Regions from separate parts of the Homo sapiens genome. Here region 2 is linked to region 1. Evidence: chromatin loops called from intact Hi-C (ENCODE). Cell type or tissue: endothelial cell of umbilical vein. All regions are shown on one strand. Region 1 overlaps NR3C2 (nuclear receptor subfamily 3 group C member 2). Region 2 overlaps LOC107986195 (a long non-coding RNA gene).

Region 1 (8,000 bases):
TTAATTCTCTTACTTTTGAGACAAGATCTTACATTATTGCCCAGGCTGGAGTGCAGTGGTATAATCAGGGCTCACAGCAGCCTCAACATCCTAAGCTTAAGTAATCCTCCCATCTCAGCCTCCCAAGTAGCTGGGACTACAGATGTGAACCATCACACCTAACTAATTTTTTTATTTTTATGTTTTGTAGAGATAGGGTCTCACTATGTTGTCCAGGCTGGTCTTGAATTCCTGAGCTCAAGCACAATCCTCCTGCCTCAGCCTCCCACATGTGGGGATTACAAGTGTGCACCACTGCACCTAGCCTAATTCCGTTTTAGAATGCGTATACACCTGTGCATGAGCTGTTTCCTCTGGTAAACTCTATATAAAGCTAACAGTCACAGATTAATGTGTGTACTAATTCCTCTTTTAGACGAATCTTTATTAAACCATGTTTGAGAGAACAGTTAGAGCTTAGCTGAGAAAGCAAGGAGCAAAAAGAGAAACTGAGTCCCAGTCTCCGCTCCTTGGGCTAGAGCTGTGGCACCTGCTAGAGACATTTTCTTGAGAATTCCACTTAGTGTCTGTCCCTCCCTTCATCTCCTGAGACTTCATTCTTTTTCCCCAGTTCTCTAAGTTCACAAGGACCCCTCTCTGCTTTTTCTTTATCCCTGTTCTAGTTATAACCTCCAAAGGAGAGGAGCAGACTGTGGTACTAAGAGCAGCAGACTTGGGGAAAAAGCGGGTGAAAGATAAGAGAAAGCATATTTTATTTTCCTCCACGAAACCAGTATCTGCAGTTATACGTAAATGCAGGGAAAACCGTTTAAACTGTAGTTACTTACATGTAACTGAAATAAAAGTTTCAAATTATTCAAACATAGTTGAGCGCTATGGTTCTAGGAACTAACACAGTGACTTACGTCCTTTCAATGAAAAACAAAATGGGCAAATAATGTATATTTCCATAATTTCAATCACTACCAAATATATTTACATTTCTTCCTTCACAAATTTAGCAAATTTGACTGCAAAACATTGAAATACTCATTATATATCTTAAAGCTTCAAAAATCAGTGTTTCCTAAGATATACCCTGTACTTTGTGCTTTCTTATTTAAGGTCCAATCTTTGGCCTGAGCTTCACTGCTTCTTTTTGCCTCATGAGGAGATCTAGCTCAATAACCACATTCTCTGAATTTTCATTTTCTATACTCATTATACCTCTCGATTCAGTCTAGCAAACATCTGTGTTATGTTATGTCAACAAGTATCCTTGCTGTGCAGGGCATCATGCTAAATGCTATAGGAGACGGAAAGATGCTCCTGTCCTTTGGAGGAACTAATAAGAAGTACAAACATATGTAAAGATAACCATGTATAATATTCATGAGTGCTACAAAATACATAGAAATGGAGTCATGGAAACAGTCTGGTAAGAGATTAATTCATTGCAGAGGCAGTGATACTTGAAGTGGGCCTTGAAGCATTGGTAAGATTTTAACATCTAAAAGTTTTCATTAATTTTTATGAGTATCTCTTACTTATTCATATATTTATTTATTTTTGAGACAGAGTCTCGCTGTTGTCCAGGCTAGAGTGCAATGGTGTGATCTCGGATCACTACAACCTCTGCTTCCAGGGCTTAAGCAATTCTCCTGCCTCAGCCTCCACAGTAGCTGGGACTACAGGCGTGCACCACCATGCCAGGCTAATTTTTGTATTTTTAGTACAGACAGGGTTTCACCATGTTGACCAGGCTGGTATCAAACTCGTGGCCTCAAGTGATCCGCCTGCCTTGGCCTCCCAAAGTGCTGGGATTACAGGTGTGAGCCACTGTGCCCGGCCATAATTTTTCTGAGTATCTCTTATAGATTATTTATTTCCTACATGGTAGGCTCAGAAAACAATTAGCAATAAAACCATTTTATGTAATAGGAAAATTAAATGGAAATTTGTTCAAGATAAATCCTACAGGCCAGCCTAATATATCTTACAGCATAAGAGTATGTGCATAAAAGTAGGGATAAAATTAGAAAAGTCAGTCTATTCCTGCAACAAACATTCATTGAACAAGTTGTGTTAGCAGAATGCAGAGAGGATAGTGACAAAGTCTCCAACGAGAAAGAGCAAGAAAACAAGGAAGAAAGTCCCAGTTAAACACAGGGTGTGTGGGAGTGGGGGAGTTGGAGGGGGTGCAGTCCCAGGGGACAAAAATATCCTGATATTGCCTAAAACTCATTTGGCAAGAGCAGACTAAAGAATTCCAAGAGTGTTGATGAGAGAAGGAAAATAAGAGTGAAGAAAACATGAGAATAGGTAAAAAGGCAGAACACCAAGGAAGGGATATAAGAGAGGGACATAAGCAAAACATGGCATCAATAGGCAGAGTGGGCCTTACTGGACTGCAAAAAAGAGGCAAAGGCTATGGCGGGAAGAATACAAGCTAAAGGACTGGTAGGGAATATGAGGAATACAAAACACAATGAAATCAGAGATGAGGTTAGAAGGAACGGGAAGGAAACAGAGCTGAGGGGGAAAAATCACATACAGCAAAACCACAAGGAAACGTTATTTAAAATAATCTGTGTGTTATAAGTGCAAACATATAGCACTTTGAAGAAGTAAACAATCAGACTAATTGGGTCATTTTAAAGATAAGCAGCAGCAATCAAAGGAATAAGATAGCTTTCATAAAAGTAAGTAAAAATGAAAACAACCTTGCCTAAGAGTGGGGTCAGGTAAGCCAATTTTAGCCATTACAGAGAACTGAATGGATCAGGAAAAACATAAGCACCATTGGTTAGTCTTAAAAATTACAACATTACAAAATTGGTGAGGTTTTTCAAAGGATCACTAAACTTTTAAATAAATGATACCCAGTTACAACCCTCAGAATTTACAGTGTTCCCTTCATGCCAAGTTTATTTTCATAAAGAACCTATTGATAAAGGAATCACAAGAGCAATGGTGACCCCAATAACTCTCAGTGTTTTTCCCATGGTGATCACCAGGCTTGCAAGTGCTTTAAAAACCCTGAAAGGCTCAAGAAATTGAAAAAATGTTAAACAACAATCATCTGAACCTGAGGTTGTTTTCAGTTGAACTTCATTTATAGTCATATATTCAGTGCCTTATCTACCCTTTTCATAGTTCAGTTGGCAAAAGGCCCTTACAATCCCTCTATTGGTTTTTAGAATATGGTAAGAAAAGTGCTAAAAATTATGCAACCTATATAATAAAAAATAACATAACTCATTACTTGGTTAATTCATAAATGCTGCTTAGGCAACAAAGAATGTAGTACATTGTACATTGATTTATATTTGATTTCACCAGTTTCTGGCAAATTATTATTTGATGTTTACCAGTGGTTGCCACAGATTCAAAAGGACATGAACTCTTTCATAACACACAGGAGACAACTGAGACTGCGAGTGATTACCAGGCTCTCCCCACCCTCGTAATGACCACTTTCAAAGTATCATATACTAATTCGATTCACTTCAGGAAAGATTTTCTTGACCTTCTACCACATACCTTGTCCCACGGGAGAGATAAGTCTATAAAGAAGAAAGAGACACTGCAACAGCAAAGGGGTGGGGGCCTAATGGAGCACGCAGGAGGTCTGGCCTGGATCTGCCTCTACCAACATGTATTCCTCTGGGTTATGTAGAGCCTTATGTATGGAACATAACTCTTTAGAGTAGAGCCTTATGTATGGAACATAACTCTTATGTATGGAATGCTCCCCCCTCTTGCTGGGGATTCAAAAATTAGAAGGCCAACCCTCTACTCTGAAGGAGTTGATAGGCTTATAAGCCTATAAATAGAGGGTTGGTCTTCTAATTTTTGAGTCTCCAGCAAAAGGGGTATCATATATTAATACTCAACACACATTTGCTGATGAAGGTGTGAATCAAAGGATAAAAGAACATGTCTGAGTGTCGATAGCTCATGACAGTGTCAAGACTAGGTACTCACGCTGTGTTCAGTAACACTAGCAATTTTACTTTTACCTATACAAATGATAGGTTTCTTTTTTTAAAACACATCAGGTAAAAGAATAAATACATTCAAGTTACTATAAAAACTCCTAATCATCCATTTTGCTGTCAAGAATCTCAGTTAGAGCCTTCTTACCAGCAAAGGAGGGTGAGAAAGGATCTATGACTTTGTATCTTGTGAGCCAAGCTTTATGTTACACTGACATGCAGAGAGATCCAATTAGTGCTTTCTGCCATCAGATGGCACACTGGCCCACAGCACTGTAATTCTACGCCACTGTCCAAATTTTCTGACCTTCAAAGAGAGACGAAGGAAATTAATATGTGTTGACCTGAGAGCACTGAGGGGCTGGGGTCTTTGCATGTATTATTTTACTCAGTCCTACAAAAAAGTCTTCTCACTATTGGTCATTGTTCTCATTTCATATACAAAAAACTCAGGCTAGTAAAAGCTAACTATAACTCCCCTCTAGTTACAGAGCAGGTACTGGCAGGGACAGACTTGAATCTAGGTTTGCTGGACTCAGAAGCCAATTCTCTTGGTATCTCTCTGGACTACAGCAACATATGGTTCACTTTCGGAGCCCACAGCTCTTGATGTGAGCTGCAGTTCTGAGGGTCCTACCCTACAACTGTCATGTGATTACACCATACTGAAAAAGTGCACTGGGGGTCTCATAAGAATATTTTCTGCCATAAGAGGAAAGTTATTTACCCCTTGTTGCAGCCTTTATCATGGACATGAAAATGCTAAAAAATATTTAGGGTCTTCTAATCAGTAACTTCTATTGTGAAAGACAGGAAAAACTGGCTCTTTCCCAAACGATGTTGCTGGAGTTGTATAAATTCTACTGGCATCAACAAGAGAAGCAACAAACTGGTTTATAGAAAAGTCCAGAAAATATACTTCTCCTTTTGAAATTTAAAAACTTCCTCCAGGCCGGACGTGGTGGCTCTTGCCTGTAATCCCAGCACTTTGGGAGGCTGAGGCGGGCAGATCACGAGGTCAAGAGATTGAGATCATCCTGGCCAACATGGTGAAACCCCATCTCTACTAAAAACACAAAAATTATTTGGGCGTGGTGACGTGCGCCTGTAGTCCCAGCTACTCAGGAGGCTAAGGCAGGAGAATCGCTTGAACCCAGGAGGCAGAGGTTGCAGTGAGCCAAAATTGTGCCACTGACCTCCAGCCTGGTGACAGAGTGAGACTCTGTCTCAAAAAAAACAAAAACAAACAAACAAAAAAAACTTCCTCCATTGGCACACAATGCAACTGCTTCCCTGTCTTGTACATGTGGAGATGTGATAAAGTAACTTCAGTGACAGTCAAATGTACTGTTACCTTAAAAAGTGCGATGCTTTCTTGCATAATTCCTATCAATGTTCTATTTCACATATGTGATACATTATAAAATACATTTATCTTTCACAGAATTCATTCTAGAGGGAAAATATTAACATGTTAGTTTTATTCAAAGAATGATTTTGCAATATGTGTTTAAAAAGACAATTAAAAACAAATGAAATTTTATACATCATTTGTTTTGTAATTAACATATGACTAGAACAGTCTGGAAGCAATGTATTAAATAGAAATAGTTGAAAAATGTTTGCTTTATCTAAAGTGATATTGCAGGACAAGCCTGGGTGTGTGGCACAAATCATTTTGTTATATAAACTTCTCTGGCAGTTACAGGAATATAATTTTCTGGGGATATGCTAAACCAAGCCCACTGATAAGAGTAACAGACCAAAGGAAACACTGTAAAAACCCAGCTGTGTTATTCAACTTAGCTTTAAGCCAGTCTCTGCTGTCTTTTGTAGGACTTTATTTAATTGCTTCTGACTGTATAGGCTAGTAAAAATCAGGCTGTACAGAATTGAAAAAAAAATCTGATTAAATGGATCAGTTGTTTAGAGTCTACAGCAATCAAAATTCCCTGTGATTCACTTCTACAAATAATTACATGGATCTTCACAATAACCATATGGTCACTGCAAAAAGAAAATTCAGTCAAATCTGTTAATTCATTAAGTAAAATAGCCTCAACAGTCATTCTTGGCTCATCCGGTGGAATCTGGATGAAGGAGAGATGCACCTCTTTCCTGAATAAATCCAAGAGACAATCACAGATCAGTTTAACCAGGATAAAGAAATCATACAACTTTCAGGTACAAAGATGTTTTCTAAATAGTCACAGCCTTTTTTAAGGCAAGGGATGAGATACAGGGTTAAAAAAATGCTTCTATGATTGTACACAGATTTCAATAAATTCAAACTCTAATTTTATATACATCAACATAACTATACCAACTGAACACAATAACAGCAAAAAAATTCTCATAACATAATTTGTGCCATTACTTTACAATCATGTACAAAGGGAGTCACAATTCTTTTCTGAATGGGAATGTCGTTAGAGAGTCAAGTCCTCTAAACTCTCCAGCGGCACCACATTCTTATTCTGCATCTGTATTTCCTGTTTGCTAGTGGCAGAATACTAATTTCAACTAATTTAAATGAAAGCCCCACATAATGTAGCACTCTAATTTTATTTAAACAAAAACTAGAGATAAGCAGCAAGTAAGGGATGGCCCATGAGGCTGCTCAACCCCAGCTTTCTACCATGTAACAGAATTATTAGCTATGCATGGAAACCACTTTTTTTCTCTACTGTTAACTATTTTTTTCTCTAATGTTTTTGAATTCTGATCAGAGCCATTACTACTGTTTCTAACTTTGTACCCTCTTTTGCAAGCATTCACAAGCCCCTTATTAAAGCTCTGGGAAGGCTTCCTATCTGATGCTCTGCCAGACACTGTCCTTTTGGACACAATGCATTCAGGTTATTAGCTTGATGTGCATCATTCAGCAAGCTGTCTTACAATTTCACTGATCATCATCTAGTAAGACTGAATTGCTGCCTTGCCCATGGCTTTTAGATTTATATAATTAACCAAAATTAGCTCGATGTTTAAAACACAATGCCAGCCTACTCATTTATTTTTGGAAGAACACTTTAGTGAATACAATGAGTGGGCTGATTTGGAATTGCCAACTTAAACTGTCAAAGTTTTCCTATAAATTACTATACTTAAAAAATTCAAATTCTATTAAGGCAAATACCATTAAAAGAAAACTATTTGATAAAACAATCAGGTACCATATTATTTTCATTTTGGTTCACTATTACATTCAATCAAGTTCTAGTAGGAAATATGTCACACAATGCCTTGAGTGTGTATTGTAAATATTTTTTATATATAGTAACTCCTGGACAAGTATATAATAGTTTTTGGTTACATAACTCTAAAAAATATAGCATGAGCAAACTGTCTCGACTGCATCATTCAGAAGTTCTTAACGTCAGACAAAATAAAGGTGCCAACTACATGCTAAAGTAGATAGTAGATAATACCTACTGAAATACTTTTTAAAAACACTTATATCAAACTTACCCTCAAAATGATTCATGAAAACATTTAACTAACTATATTCTTCATAAAGAGACTGAAGAACAGAAAACCAAAATGATTTCCATAAAATCATTTCCATAAAAAAACAGTCTGCAAACAGCACATAGAAAATTAAAACCCAGCTCTCATTACTGCTGGCTATTTCTGGTCCCATTGATACCACGGTATAAGTGATACACATTTTAGAGGTCACTGGACCTTGTTTTGAATAATTTTAGGTAAATTCAAACTACTCTCTAGCTCCGTGTCTTTCTTGTAAGATTGTGACAATAATACCTACCTCATAAGGATCTAATACATGACTATTTTCTTATAAATTATGTGAGCAGCACAAAGCACAACTGATAGATGCTCTGTAAATGTTAGTTCACTCATAATTCATTTCTAAATTCATTCAGCCAGTACTAATTCTGCATGCCTAAATGCCAGGCACTGTTCTAGGCACCAGGGTGGAAAACCCACATAATGCCTCTACTCTCATGGAGCTGTCATTCTAGTAAAAATAACAATGAAGAGTTTGGCTGGTGACATAAA
Region 2 (8,000 bases), 750 kb after region 1:
CCCATATAGGGCTCTACAGCTGGGATGGCCCTTCAATGTTATTCCCGGTTTAAGAGAGTCAGCTGAGCTTTATACCACAGTGTCGGCCATTCATACCATTCATTGGCTACAGGCTTCTCCCAGGGAGGAGTGTGGCCTTGGCAAGGTAGCTCCCCAGGTGAGTGTAATTCCTGTGAGGCTGGCAGCTGGGATCTGTCATCCCACAGCACTCCCAGAAGCATAAGGATTATGTCCCTTAGTACTAAAGGGAGATCAAAGTGGTGCATCAGAGCGCCCACTACGGACCACCCCTTATGATGTCCCGATCCAATTCTTTGTGTAGACTCTGAGAGCAGCAAATTCTGGTGGACCTCTTGTCCTGGGAGAACCTTAGATGAAGGCGAGTGGGACAAACAGCTTCTCAACACCTGAGCTGAACTTGTAGCCACAACTGTCACTCATCAGCTTTTCCCTCTACTATCCATTCTGCATGCTGCTCATTCTCAGCTAGCACATCTTCCATTCTCGGGTGGCTCTGAAACAGACCTTCGGGGTCTTAGGAATCTGAGCCCATAACCATCATGCCCTTCTCAGGCCATGGCATATCATTTGTTCATGAATCACAAAAACTGAGTGAGCATAAGTAGACACATCAAAAGGAATCACCTGGGTGCCAACCCTATTCCACTATGCCCCCACTGTGTAACAGGATTTCTACTTTCTCCTGATGGTTAGGGCCAATTACTCTTTCCAGAAATGGTGACTTGTCTTCTTGGCTGTGGTCTGTTGGCATGGAGGGCCGTAAGTGTGTGGGCAATGGCTGTAACTTAAGGTTCAACGGGACTTCTGCTGTGTCCCTAGGTGGATGTGTTCTTTGAGAACCAGGACCTCTATCCCCACAGTATCTAGAGTTGGGGGAGGGGCAGCTCAGATCCACGTAGTGGGTCACTTGGAGGGATGTTAAGTGGGGTCTCTCACACTTCCATCTCATGCATCTTTTCTCACACCATGTGTCTCCTATTTGATCGTATCTGCTGGGAAATAAGGTCATAAATTCAGCTTGGACCTGCTGCAGAACCCTTTCCAGCTGTGTCCTATTCAAAGCTGTCAGACTTTCCTTACATCTGATATCTAGGCTGGAGAACTATGCCCAGGTGTGGAACATGCTCCCTCTTAACACCTGAAGACATCCACCAGCTGTTGTGCATTCTTCTCTGTGGTAGGGCACATGAGATGCAATAATTTGAATTTGTCTTTTACTTTAGAAGGCATATCCTGGCATGCCCCAGACCACTGGACTTTTAAAAAGTTTACTGCTGCGTCAGACCCCTAACTCTTCCTAAGAAGGGGCTCCTCTTTCTGTAGTTTCTATGTATTATTAAAGCCTCCAAAGCACTTGCAAACTTCTTGTGTATCTGGTTTAATTAGTATAAAATCATCAATGTAGTTGATCAAAGTGATCTGTCTGATAACATGACAGAAGTCAAGATAGATATCATAGTCTTGGGCAAGACTATTCACTCTTGATCCTTCTGAGTGAACATGAATTGATTCTGATTCCCCTTTGTCATGCTCAGGGTCAGGTTCCGTCCCCAGCTGAGGGCTGAGGGGAGTGGCTGGTCGTGGGACAGGGAGCTGGAAGAACATTCGAGAGACAGCAGGTAGATGAGACATGGCTTTATTCAGCAGCCTTTTCACAGGATCAGTGTTACATTTCTACACTATACAAACAATAGTGGCTGAGAGCCAGGTGGGGAACTTCTCTATGTTATGTCTACATGGCTATGATTATATAAGACATGGGACTGTGCGCCTGTGTCACAAACCTGCTGAGTCATCCAGGCTGTTTACCTCAGCCTATGCCTGCTGCCCTATGCCTGCTTGGCTGCAGCACAACCATGTTCCTTACACCCTTTCTGATAAAAATGGAGAGTGATAAATTTATAAGATTTGAAGTTACCTGCATGAGCAAAGCCATGCTAATCTGCCCTAGCAGGGATAGTGCATCTAGCACAGAATCTTGGGGCCAATGTTTGGGTGAGGTTGTAGTGGTCTAGTATCCTCTTCTAGGAAACATTTCACTTTTGTAGGGAGCAGACTGATAAATTTGTTGGAGATATATTAAGGGCTATATCTTCTGCATCTTTTAGGTGGTTAAGAATGACGCTAATCTCTGCCCATTCACCAGGAATGTGGTCTTGTTTTTGACTATTTTGACTGAGTCTTCTTGGTTTCCACTTGATTTTCTATAGAATGATATCTCTTACCCCACAGTCCAATCAACCAAGGTTGGGAGTAGGGTGGGCAAACTACCACTTATATCCAATCAATCATATTTTACTAATGAAATGGTTGATGGTGGGTCTGTGAACCTATTGGATTTTTGTAAGCTGGATCTCAGCCAGGATTATAATTTATTACCTGAGTTCTACCCACTCTGAGTGCCCTTACTCTAACAGGGAGGCCCCGATGTTCGGATGATCAAGTATCAGTGCCTAATGTATTCAATTGTTCTCAAAATTCTCTTTCCACAGTTTATAATTACCTAAGTAAAGGACATCTAAGCTGCATCTAATCAAGAAATGAATCAGGGTAATTTTTACCATAGGCATTTGCCATAGTATTGCAGGTCTGTTCCCTCTGGAAAACTCACCTCTCTTTAAGTCAGTGGGTTCTGTGTTGCAAAACTGGGGTAAATGTGGAAAATGGACAGGGCTTGTGACTTTTTATTGTAGTAGTGGCCCTCAGTCTCTTGATTATCTTTTCCTGAACTATTTTGTTTGTAGATTTTACATCACTGCAGGCTATACATTTATTTTGCCCCTGAGAATACCATGTTCTATTAATCATCTTTATAGCTTTCCATGGATCAAGTCCCTGAATGCTACTCTGCCTTTGCCACTTCATTTGATAATTGGGCCCGTCTTGCCTCCTATGGTTAAATGGTGGCCACTTTGGATAGATGGAAGGAGGAAGCCTATCATCCACATAGCCATTATTGAGTCCAGTTCCACAACAGCATCTCCTACTATCAGCCTTAATTTACAGGAGAATGCCTCTTCTGAACTTCTCAGTGATGTGGGTACCCATCTCACTCACTTTGGTAATTGCCATGCCCTCCAGGCCTTCCCATAGGATGTATTCATCTGGTGTATTTCCTAGACTTACACAGTATATATGTTCTTGCATGCCAACTTTCCTAACCCTTTTGCTCCCTACTTTTACTGCCTGCCATGATATTTCTGGCATTTCAAGTTCATTTCATTTAGGTCACTGCTTTCTCCAAGTTTCACAAGCTATCCCAGCAGAACATTTATACTTTGTCCAAGATTCTTGCCAGGGTATCACATCCTATATCCTTGGAGAGGGCTTTAATAGTAAATGCTCTCTTGTCCTTTTTTATATTCTATCCCACCTCTCCTTAATCAAATACCTTTAGAATCCAGGCATGTAGTACTCCCCAGTTTCCTTCTGGTGCAAATTGACTCCATGTGTGCATATTCACTTTCCTTCCTTGGCAAGCCCAACACTTCTCTAGTTGTCTTATGCTGCACCTTAACGCTATGTGTTGGCCTGGAGCCAAGGGGAGTACATAGTGGCAGATCCTGAGAGGGGCGCCTCTTGTCTTGTAGTGAAGGGGTCTCTGCATTGTCTGCAAGTGATGAGAAAAGTATGGAGTCTTTATAGGGAGGCGTGAGCTACTTACGCAGGCTCAGAGGGCTTAATAGAATTAGGAGATTTGAGATATTTTAGTTCATCACCCCAAATGTCCCCATCCCATGTTTCTAGGTCCCATTCTTTCCCATTAGGCCTCTACCCTTAGCATAGAGGACCTGACTAGGTTGAGAATTTACCAACTTTGGAAACTGCTTGGTCCTCAGCTTTCTTTATCTTTGCTCTAGAAAATGAAAGCCTTTATATGCTGCCTTGGAGGCCCTCTAGTGTTCACACTTAGCTTGTAATTGATGAGTAATCACCTTTAGCCTTTGTCATCTTTCACCAGAACATTAATTGTCCCCAGCAGTTGCCATTCAATTCTATTATCTTTATCATTACCATTTCCCCATTTCTTTTCTGAAAGACTTGACACATTGCACCTGCACCTGCCTGTGCACTTTCCTCCACAGCTGTACCATTCCAGTTCACCTTTAGTGAAAGGTTTAACAATTGCCATGTTACCTTACACCAATAGCTATTCCTAATCCCGTTATTGGGTATTCATTGCCAGCCAGCTGATGAGTGATCTAGCTCCAAAATCCCATCTCACCATCTGTGCCTTTCCTTAACTGAAGGCAATTCCTGTGCTTTTTCCTTCCTAGGATAATTGAAAACTTTCCTAATTGTGGACACAGTGATAATAATTTTTTTATTCTTGATAATTCCCTGTTAAACATCTGACTGTCAGGGTATATGCTATGCACTAGGCACAAGGTGAACCAAATGGAGAGTGAACAGGTTTTCCCTCCTCAAGGAGCTTGCACGTTGACTCTCCTTCCTTCTGCTGTAATTCGATGATTTAGAACAAGTGAAAGATTTGTACTTTTTGTATGTCTAAGATGAACATCATGCAGTATTGAATCTTGTTTCTGAAACCTGAGATTAATTTAAATATGAGACACTCTCCTTTCATCTAGTTACATGGAGTCATGCAAACATAAAATATATAATAGCAAGATGGCTGGAGCCTGATTCATTTCTTGATTAGATGAAGCTTAGATGCAGGAAAGAAAAGTTTTGTATTCAGATCCCCTGAGTTCAAGTTTTGCTTTTACTAATTACTGGTCAGGCAAGTCACTTGATCCTTCTAAATTATTCTTCTGTAATCAGATTATCTGTGTTGCACAGAGGTATGTCAACATGAAAAAGCACATTTTCAAATGTTTTTTTCAGTGTGGTCCAAGGATCCCTTGGGAAGGGGTTTACTTTTGCATTAAGTATTTATAAACACAGATTTGTTTTATATACATTAATTAAAGTAACTTAAAAACAACAGATTGAATGTAGAAGAATCGAACTGTCTTCCATTCAATTAGTCATGAAAGAGTTCTGCAAAAGGGTGAAACAATACCATTATTCTCACTAGGCTTTTGTCTATTTTGGAAAGTATAGATTTTTAAAAATAAAAGTGTGTTGTTTATGTTAACATATAGTGGGTTTATTGTTATTTTAGGTGAACTAATAAATATGCATTTTAAATATGTATCATTTCTAATTTCCAAGATGGCAAGTATTGATTGATATGAACCATGTAAACAAAGATTCTTTTGGGCTCTTAATATTTGCTAAGAGTGTAAAGGGGACCTGAGACCAAATAGCAAACACTCTAATTTTGCCAGAAGTCTAAGATGACCAATTCTCTGTCTTTCAATATGCTATTAAAACACACACAAAAAGATAAATGCAAATGCTTAACCACAACTTAGATAAGAAATAAAGGATATGACCCTTCAAATACTGGATATTAGAAATTCTTAATATCCAAAGCTTGGATAAAATCTCTCAGACAGATATGTTGAACAGTGCAGGAAAATTGATCATTGATTTCTAGCCAAGCGCTCCTGCTGGAAACCCCAATTTCCCAGGCAAGGACATGAAACTGAGGAAGAGAATTCACCACCTACTTGCCTGGGAGGAACTTTACAAGGTAACCTATTGTTACCTCTCCTTTTTTACTATTAGAAGAAATACGTAGCAATTAAAGGCAGAATTACAGAATAATAGAGTCTTTACACGAAGGGATTGTAAGTCAAGCAGTCCGAATGGAAGAACCAGGGGCATAATCAATTCTGGAAATTAGTTTCTCATTTTCTGATTTGGGCAATTAAATCACTATACTTATGCTTGATTATCAAAGAATAAACTCTACAACTCCTGATTATTTAATGACGTGGCAGATGGTGTAGGAGACCTCCTTCCCTGTCCAACAGATCCATTCTAAATAAAAGACTGCCAATATTAGGGCTGGAGAATGTTAACTAGTTCTTAGCCCATTATATGAGAAGATTCTGAAAGAATCAGGAGGTCAACATGGGGAACCCTGAATAACCCTTAGTAATCCATACCGGACTATGCTTCTTATAAATAAAGAAAAGAACATGTGAAGTCTATGAAAAGTCTCCACATGTTTCAAGATGAAAACAGACTTACCATGTAAGATACAAAGGATTTTTTTTTAACTTCAAAAGGAGTGCATGTTAGAAATCTTTGTCCTCTTGAAAATATTTGTGGAAATCTGTATGCTATGAAACAAAAGAAAAAGGATGGGATGGTAAGACCGCAACAAAAATGACAAAAAAATTGAATGGCCTAAGGAAAAATTGTAAAAACATAAGTATAATCACAAAATTAAGGCCAGGTTCAGAATAAGACAGAAATGACACTGCAGAAAAATAAAGTTTTGTTGTAAAAGGAGTAAAAGAAAAGCTTTCCCAAAATAGAGACAGAGAATAGGAACAGAAGGACCAAATGGGAGAGAAGATGGTAGATCTAAAAGTCAGAAGTGAAGCACCAGCATACAGATCACTGGTAAACATTACTATACAAACAATCCTAAAAGCAAGTTTACAGGAAATTTCCTAAGACAAAAGATTCCACAAATAGAATGATACCATTTGTATAAGAAAAAAACTGATAATAATCAATACCTAGATGGATCCTGATGGCATTATTAAATTAAAACAAATCACTGACAAAATTTTAAACAAAGTAGTTTGATTAAATAGTTTCAGGAACAAGTAAGAAATAAAAGCTGTATGTACAGAATATTTAGGGAAAAATGACAATATTGTATATATAAACAAATGGGATGTAGACAGAACATTTATGAATCGAATTTTTTAATCAATCAAGAAAAGTGTAAGAACTACTCTCACCACAAATACAAAACTTATAAATTCAACCAAATAAATGTAATGGAAACAAGAGAAGAATAAAATATTGGAAAATATCTTCATGACCATAGGGGCCAAGAAGGATTTCTTTTACAAACCTAAAATAATTTTATAAAGAAATAATTAACAACTCTGATCACATTCATATTAAAATTTTATATACATCACAAAGCACCATTTTTAAAAAAGCCAAAGACAAAAGACGGGCTTAGAAAAGTTTTTTTTTGCAACAAATATAACCAACATAACAGAAGGAAGTTCCAGAAATATGAAGACTCTTAAAATCAGTAACAAAAGACAAACAACCCAACAGAAAATAGGCAAAAAGATATAAAAAGGTAATTCGAGAAAGTAAGAGCATTATTTTTAAGTTAGGATGGTAGACGAGTATACATTATTTTATGCTCTATATTTTGACACATCTTAAAAATTTGTAAGGCCAACATATGCATAAATAATTAAAATACAGTTATAAATTAATGAATTAGAAACCAAAAATCATGAGAATAGATCAAGTAATCCAAGATTTTGGTCTTTTGGAAGACATCAAACTATGAATAAAAATGATAGAAAATATAAATATAGGATATTATGTATGACAAAAACATATCATAATAGATGAGATATTTTGAAATTCTAAAAGAATATAATATGACAAATTTAAATAAGTGTGAATATTTCAATAAAATAGACAATGTTTTAGGAAAATAAGCCTAACTGAAAGGCAAGTGAGTTCTCTTGTCCTATGGAGATGTAGATACTCTGGTGGAACTCCCTTGTCTAAATCCTATGACAGCACAAAGCCTTTTCAAATACTTCTGAACATTTCTGGGTAACTCAATTTCTCTGTTCACATCTGTCCTTGGGTCCCCTGCTGACTCTCTTCTTTACCATGTTGACTCAGATGTAAAATTTATCCCCCCTTCAGTTTCTACCAAAAAATTGAAATCACATTTGCAGGGTATTCTGAAGTATAGAAGATTTTGCTGAAATTGGATGATCAAGTTGAATATCCTTAAACAAAATAATAGGCATAAATGCCACTTGACAACCACATCACTGGGGAACTTTCCTTAGCTGTTTTCTTAACATAGCTTTAGTTTCTCAATGATACGGTTTGGCTGTGTTGCC

What was found. Peaks named below come from ENCODE experiments on the same cell type or tissue, not always from the same donor. Only the 100,000 strongest peaks of a DNase experiment are listed, where the experiment ranks them.
Region 2: a loop joins it to region 1, with 24 times the contacts of the local background. A loop is called at or near these places in 3 of 110 quality-filtered maps.

Annotation. Positions count from the first base shown.
Region 1 is chr4:148,280,500-148,288,499 of GRCh38, forward strand. The region is part of intron 2 of NR3C2 (nuclear receptor subfamily 3 group C member 2); the gene reads right to left. Among named protein-coding and RNA genes, the nearest start is that of NR3C2, 160 kb to the right of the region's middle. In endothelial cell of umbilical vein, no CTCF peak of the experiment used is centred here; a DNase peak (open chromatin) is centred at 4,242.
Region 2 is chr4:149,027,680-149,035,679 of GRCh38, forward strand. LOC107986195 (a long non-coding RNA gene) reads left to right here. Exons shown (of 4, transcript XR_001741441.2): 4 at 1-5,179. Among named protein-coding and RNA genes, the nearest start is that of LINC02430, 120 kb to the right of the region's middle. In endothelial cell of umbilical vein, a CTCF peak has its summit at 3,939; DNase peaks (open chromatin) are centred at 1,732 and 3,912.